Linked DNA regions of Homo sapiens: region 1 is linked to region 2. A link is a contact called in ENCODE Hi-C or POLR2A ChIA-PET data. All regions are on one chromosome and are shown on one strand. The core of a region is the stretch at or near the end of the contact, and the rest is flanking DNA. Distances in the headings are between cores, read along the strand shown. Region 1 overlaps COL15A1 (collagen type XV alpha 1 chain). Region 2 overlaps COL15A1 (collagen type XV alpha 1 chain).

The links. Hi-C counts contacts between places; a loop is a spot of excess contacts on that map. ChIA-PET counts read pairs that join two places held with the same protein, here RNA polymerase II (POLR2A). Pooled maps may share reads with other maps.
Region 1: a map of natural killer cell shows a loop between it and region 2 (2.7-fold over the local background). The contact joins two enhancer-like sites. A Hi-C loop is called at or near these places in 16 of 168 maps with a recorded cell type or tissue (B cell, CD14-positive monocyte, CD4-positive, alpha-beta T cell and 10 more), 4 of 37 single-sample maps with no recorded cell type and 13 of 50 pooled maps. POLR2A ChIA-PET finds 5 or more read pairs at or near these places in 21 of 52 experiments (A549, AG04450, CD4-positive, alpha-beta T cell and 16 more).

What each region holds. Positions count from the first base shown.
Region 1 is chr9:99,057,742-99,061,033 of GRCh38, forward strand. COL15A1 (collagen type XV alpha 1 chain) reads left to right here. Exons shown (of 42, transcript NM_001855.5): 36 at 2,148-2,212. Among named protein-coding and RNA genes, the nearest start is that of TGFBR1, 46 kb to the right of the region's middle. Within about 2 kb of position 1,715, at least 18 of the 41 ENCODE cell types and tissues checked have a DNase peak (open chromatin) inside an H3K27ac peak, as active enhancers do; they include CD8-positive, alpha-beta T cell and natural killer cell, where a contact is called at or near this core.
Region 2 is chr9:99,012,596-99,016,129 of GRCh38, forward strand. It overlaps COL15A1 (collagen type XV alpha 1 chain), which reads left to right. Exons shown (of 42, transcript NM_001855.5): 10 at 2,822-2,971; 11 at 3,381-3,524. Among named protein-coding and RNA genes, the nearest start is that of COL15A1-AS1, 70 kb to the left of the region's middle. Within about 2 kb of position 1,261, at least 2 of the 41 ENCODE cell types and tissues checked have a DNase peak (open chromatin) inside an H3K27ac peak, as active enhancers do; they include CD8-positive, alpha-beta T cell and natural killer cell, where a contact is called at or near this core.

The DNA of each region.
Region 1 (3,292 bases), core at 465-2,964, 46 kb after region 2:
GCAGCAATAATAGCATGAAGGCATACTTTTTTGTTGTTTGGCTTGGCAGGAGCCAGGTATGGTGGAAGCATACCTGGAAAGAGACCTACAGAGTCCTTGGCATAAGGAGAGCTTTACACAGGAGGTGACTTTGGGGCTGGGGCTTTGACTTAGCCTTGGATCTTTTGGCTGCAAGTGATAGAAACGTAACTCAAAGTAGCTCAAGCAAAGGGGAAATGTACTGGGTGTGAAGGAGGGAGTGAACAGTCAACTTGTGGGAGAGGTAGATAAACAGCTGGACCTCAGGAACAGCCAGAGCCAGGGACTCAACCCCTGCAAGGATTCTCTGGCCATCTCTTGTCTCGGCTTCTCTCTGCATGCAGTTTCACGCTTCCTCACCACAAACCACATCCTCTGCACAGCGGGAAATATGGTTACTGACAACTTACAGCTTCCACTGTCAGCTAGAAATCTTGAACTTCTTTTACTATTTTAGTTTGAAAAGTCCTGGGATGGGGAAGTCCTAGAGAAGGGTCCTGATGGGCCTGACTTGGGTGAGGTACCCAATCTTGGACAAATCACCTATGACCAGGAGGTCGGATCACATGAGAACATGGTAGCTCTTTCTGGAACCAAATGGTTGTAGAGGTGAAGGGAAGGTCCCAAGAGAAGGAGATGAGGACACTGGTCCTACAAAGGAAGAAGGTGCCGAGTGTATGGAACCACAGGTGCCCACACAGCCATGAGGGAGGAGTAGGACTACAGGAGGTGGAGGCATATTACAGGGTGAGTGCAAGGTGGAGAAAAACTGTTGTCCACAGCAACACTACATTAGGGCTGCCGGGATGCCTTGCTGCATTGAGCAAGGATTGCTTCTCACATAATGTATAGCAATTCAGTTTACAAAACACTTTCATGGCCATTATCCCATGTAGTCTTCACAGCAACCCTGGGAGGAAGATAAAACAGATATTATTATAAAATTCATCTCACGGATGAAGACACTGAAGCTCACAGAGGTGAAGAGACTTACTTGAGGTCACAAATTCTATTAGGAGGCATGGCTGGGATCCAAATCCGAGTCCACTGGCCCTCTATCCACTAGACATTTGCCACCTGTGTGTGGGTGTTCAAGTCCTATGTTGGAACTGAACATTTGCTTGCAACGACCTGAAGGACTGTATAATTTTACTGGGGCTTGTAAAAACACCCTTAATTCTGCCAAGAGCTTGGCAGATTTGGAGGAGTTGTCGGGGGTAGGGTGAGCAGAGGATGAGAGAGGTAGAAGAACAGCCAAAGGAATAGTTGTAATTATACTACTTTATGTTTGCCTAAAGTAAGGGCTTTTCAGTTGAGGAATCATAGACTCCTAGAGAGTTCAAGGATATACCTCCAGGATTTGTCATCCCAGTAATATTTTTTTATAGAATTATGTGTGCATTTCTCTGGGAAAGAGGGCACTAACCTTGATCTGATTTTTAAGGGCACTGTGACTCTTCAAAAGCTAAGAGCTCCTGGCCGGATGAATGCTGTACATGTACAATTTTCAAAGCACTCAGTTCTCACCGCAGCCCAGGGAAGAAGAAATGCCTATTTTACATTTTGCAGATGAGGAAACAGCTTTGGAGAGCTTGCTGTTTCCTCGAGATCACACAGCTAGGAATGGACAAACTTAAGGACTTGAGTCCATGTCTCTGGCCCCAAGGCCAGGGCTACTGTCACTGCACCACCCTGGTCTCCTCCCACTCCCTAGAGCCTTCTCTTCCTCTTTCTGAGCCTGCTTCCTCTGTTCAGTGTCACATGCTTGTCTCTTGGGTGAAATAAGTTATATGAGTCAGGACATTTTTGAATGCAAGTGACAAAATATTCAACTTAAGCTGGCTTTTATAAAACAACCACAAAAGGAATTGATTCACTTATGAAACGGAAAAGCACTAGCCATGGCTTCATCCAGGGTAACAATCAAGAATCCCAGCTCTTCCCTGAACCAGTCAATGTGGCCTAAGTCACACGCTGGGGGCACAGCACCCAAGATACAGGTGGAAGTTGGGATGCTTTGTGGCGCTGTGAATGGGGTTGAACACACTTCTCTCCGGGAGTCAGCTGATACCTCAGACATTTTTCAGAGTGTGGTTTTTGTGTAACTTCTCTTTTCTGTTTTGTCTTAGCTGTGGCCCTTCCAGGTCCCCCTGGCCCTCCAGGACAGCCAGGGCTTCCCGGATCCAGAAACCTGGTCAGTATTATCATCAGTGTGTAGTCATCATTCCATTTGGGATAGATATACTTAAAACTCTGCCTACGATCTCCTGTGTCTGACATCCCTTGGGGATCAGGCCTTCATGATAGTAGGCTTGGTGCAATTCCATAAATAGTAGAAGGGATTTGTTATCTATTTGGATGACTTATTAAGTAAAAAGACGTGAAAAAACAAAATCATGTATATGTAAGTTCCACCATTCGAATCCTTAATTGACTAAGTTATAACAAGAACCAATCATATTACTTATATATTTTTATATATATATATATATATATATTTTTTTTTTGCTGGATGAGGGGTGGACGGGGTCTCACTCTGTCACCCAAACTGGAGTACAGTGGTGAGATCACGGCTCACTGCAGCCTCAACCTCCCTGAGCTCAGGTAATCCTCTCATCTCAGCCTCCAGAGTAGCTGGGACTACAGATGCACACTACCACACCTGGCTAATTTTTTTTTTTTTTTTTTTGTAGAGACAGGGTTTTTGTTACATTGCCCAGGCTGGCCTTGAACTCATGGGCCACCAAGGTGATTCTCCCACCTTGGCCTCCCAAAGTGCTGGGAGTACAGACACGAGCCACCACGCCTGGCCACCAATAATAGTATTTCAAAAAGCATAAACCTGCTCGGGTGCGGTGGCTCACTCCTGTAATCCCAGCACTTTGAGAGGCTGAAGCAGGAGAATCACTTGAGTCTAGGAGTTCAAGACTAGCCTGGGCAACATAGTGAGATCCTGCCTCTACAGAAAAATGTAAAAATTAACTGGGTGTGGTGGTGCATATCTGTAGTCCCAGCTACTTGAGAAGCTAAGGATCACTTGAGCCTGGGAAGTCGAGGCTCCAGTGAACCATGACTGTGCCACTGCACTCCAGCCTGGGTGAAAAAGCAATACCCCATCTCTAGAAAAAAAAGAAAAAACAAAACAACAAAAGCCCAAGAGCATAAACAATGTTACAACAGGTCCTTGTGCTGGTCAGATTTACTTGGATAATTCAGTCTTCTCCATTCTGCCAAAGAACATCTCTGGCACATTCGTTACCCTGCAGTTCGTTGG
Region 2 (3,534 bases), core at 11-2,510:
ATTTTACAAAAATACTTGCAAGAAGAGGCACCATAAAACCAACAGAGTGCCTGAAAGAGGGTCATTCTCCTTGTTTTTCCTTATTCTTAGATTATTTGTTTCCCACCCTTTTTTTTTTTTTTTTTTTTTTTTTTGAGACGGAGTCTCCCTCTATTGCCCAGGCTGGAGTGCAATGGTACAATCTCGGCTCACTGCAACCTCCACCTCCTGGGTTCAAGTGATTCTCCTGCCTCAGCGTCTTGAGTAGCTGGGACTACAGGTGCGTGCCACCATGCCCAGCTAGTTTTTTTGTATTTTTAGTAGAGACAGGTTTTCACCATGTTGGCCAGGCTGGTCTCGAACTCCTGACTTCATGATCCCTCCCAAAGTGCTGAGACTACAGGCATGAACCACCGTGCCCGGCCTTTTTTATTTATTTATTTTTTATTTTAAGGGACGAACTGAGCTGTGGCCTAGCATTTTAGTGGAGTGTGTCAAAGTGTGCTGGTTGCGGGTGAGACTCTACAGTGTGTCACCACTGAGCCATTTCCACCCTCTTACGTGTCTCAGTTTCTCTCTGTGTAGTTCTAGCACCTCCAAGAGGCTCAAAATCAAAATGCAGGGTGACCAGCTCCTATATGCACTTCCTGAATGAGGCTTTTTAAACTAATTTTGTTGGGGGTTCCCTGTAGGGTTGCTGCATGTCATGGGGGGGTCAACCCCCCAAGACACTCCCACTTGCCCTCCAGTCACCCAGGGGCACCTTTCAGCTGGGAGGTGCAAAATGCCCTTTCTCTTTGAAGCTGAGGAAACTCATTCTCCCATTTATCTGTGAAAACAATAGTTCAATTCCTCATGCAAAATGCTCACACTAGCCAATTGAGATTAATTTCAGGAGGAAAGGCAATGGAGAAGACACCCTTTAGAATGTACCTCTGAACTAGAATTAGGGTCCTAAACAATAACTTCCTAGGAGAAAAAAAAAAAAAAACAGCTAAGACCACTTCCTGTAAATTGTCCTCAGCCACCTCTAACTTTGTACTCTCATCCACCATTATACACACTAAGGTCAAATCCTCTCCCGGTATAAGGTAATCTCTGGTACCCCCAAAAGCCAAAGAGGTCAGGTCTTACAATACAGGAGAGCAGAGCTTCAGACCTAAGAAGAATCTGCTCATGACTCTTGAAACTCCACAAAGAAAATGGAACACCCCAAAAAGGGGCGGGTGGTGCCTTTGTTCTGAATACTTTAAGGGGTTTGAGTCATTGGAAGCCTCCTCTAGGTTTTTATTGGTACTAAAGATAGTGAAGGGGGAAGGAGGTATAGGGCGGAAGAAAAGTAAACGAAAGAAAAAAAGTTTTTAAGACAGGAAGCAAGGATAGCAAACGTGCATGTTGTGTTTTTTTTTCCCCTCTCTTGCAGCTGTGAGAAATTTTAGCCAATTCAGAGAGGTCTTGTTACCCATAATTTAGAATTCTCATTCAGATTTGACCAAGTCAGGTAGAGCTGGTCAAATCTGATGGGAGAAAGATCAGAACAACAACCAAAAAAACCCTAACAACATGATTACTGAGCACTTTAATAGTAAGGAGAAATTAGGAACAGCTGGTTGTTAATCTTAACTTCAGCTAAGACAAAACCCCAATTCAGCTACTTACTAGAGATAGGTCTTAGGCAGAAGATTGCTCTCTACCATCCTAGAAGCAGGAAAGAATTTAAACTTGCCTTCCCTGTTAGAAATGAGCTCAAACTCCAGAAAGGAGTTAGGTGCCTTCCATCATCCTAGAAGCAGGAAAACTTGCATTCCTTGTTGGAAGCAAGTAAGACTGCAAAAAAAGAATTGTACAGCAAAATAAACTTTAGAACTTGACCAAATTTTGGGAGATCAGGGATTCTCTGGAGGGGAGGCTCCTAGGCCTCAGCAAATTGTCCTATTGGTTTGAACCATAAAGAAAGCTCAAGCTGGTATCAAGCACCGATATGAGATTTGTCAAAGGTCAGTGGCACCTCCACTCAGAATCCCTTCTTGGTTGCCAAAATGTGAACCCCAAATATCTGAGACAGGTCTCAGGAAAGTTAGGTAGTTTATTTTGCAAAGGTCAAAGACATGCCCGTGACACAGCCTCAGGAGATCCTGACAACATGTGCCCAAGGTGGTTGGAGCACAGCTTGGTTTTATGCATTTTAGGGAGACATGAGACATCAATCAGTATATATAAGGTGTACATTTGTGCTGTCCAGAAATGCAGGACAACTCAAAGTGGGGAGGGGGCTTCCATGTCATAGGTAGATAAAAGACAAATGATTGCATTCTTTTGAGTTTCTGATTAGCCTTTCCAAAGGAAGCAATCAGATATGCATTTATCTCCGTGAGCAGAGGGGTGACTTTGAGTTCCATCTGTCCTTTGTCTGCAAGGAATTTCCTTATGGACAAATTATTAGGGAAGTATGTAGCTTTTTTTTATCTTAGTAGCTATCTTTTTAAGGGCTAGAATGGGAGACAGATTTGCCCTAAGTAGTTCCCAGCTTGATTTTTTTTTCCCTTTGGCTTATTGATTTGGGGATCCTGAGATTTATTTTCCTTTCACAAAGCTAAGGCCAGAGAAGTGCTTAGCAGAGATGTGCTAGAAGGGACTCTGGGGTGGGTGGGAGGATGCCCTGAAAGGTACGTTCTAATGCTGGAGCTCCAGGCGAAGGTGTGGTCCTGGAGGAGCAAAGGAAAGGGAATCATGGAGCCTCCAGTTATCTGAGGCTTTAGCGCTTTCCACCCCCCAGCCTCACACCCACTGAACCAGGGGCATGGGCGAAGGGGCACAGCTCCTCATGCCAATTTCATTTCAGGGTCCAAGCAGTGAAGACAGTTTAACAACAGCTGCAGCTGCAACCGAAGTGTCCCTCAGTACTTTTGAGGATGAGGAAGCCAGTGGGGTCCCCACAGATGGCCTGGCTCCCCTCACAGCCACCATGGCCCCTGAGCGGGCAGTCACTTCTGTAAGTGTCATCTTGTGTCCTCTCTGGCTCACAGGGGAGAGACAGGTCTGCATCATGCGACAACAGTCATCCTTGGCCTTGGCAGGGGCACCTGTAGCTTGGTTATGAGCACATGTCTGGGTGGGCAGCTGCTGGAGGGAGGCAGGACACAATGCTGGAGTGTAGCAGAGGCCACAGCCCTGCTCCCTCCTAGCCTTGCCCAAGAATTTACTCAGAGACAAGTGGTCCACAGTTGGCACTGAGGCTTAGAAGAGATGCATATTTCAGAAGGGGTGTGCTGGGGGTAACGATGATCGTAGGTAAGAACGTGCTTTGAAACTGGGCTGGCACCACAGAAACGACTGTTACAACTCCCTGGCAGCCTCATGAGCGAGGTGAGGTGGTGCCTTAATGCTGGTTTTGTTTTCAGGGTCCTGGTGATGAAGAAGACTTGGCAGCAGCCACAACAGAGGAGCCCCTCATCACAGCTGGGGGTGAAGAGTCCGGCAGCCCTCCCCCTGATGGGCCACCGCTGCCCCTGCCCACAGTGGCTCCTGAAAGATGGATCACTCCAGTAAGTGGCA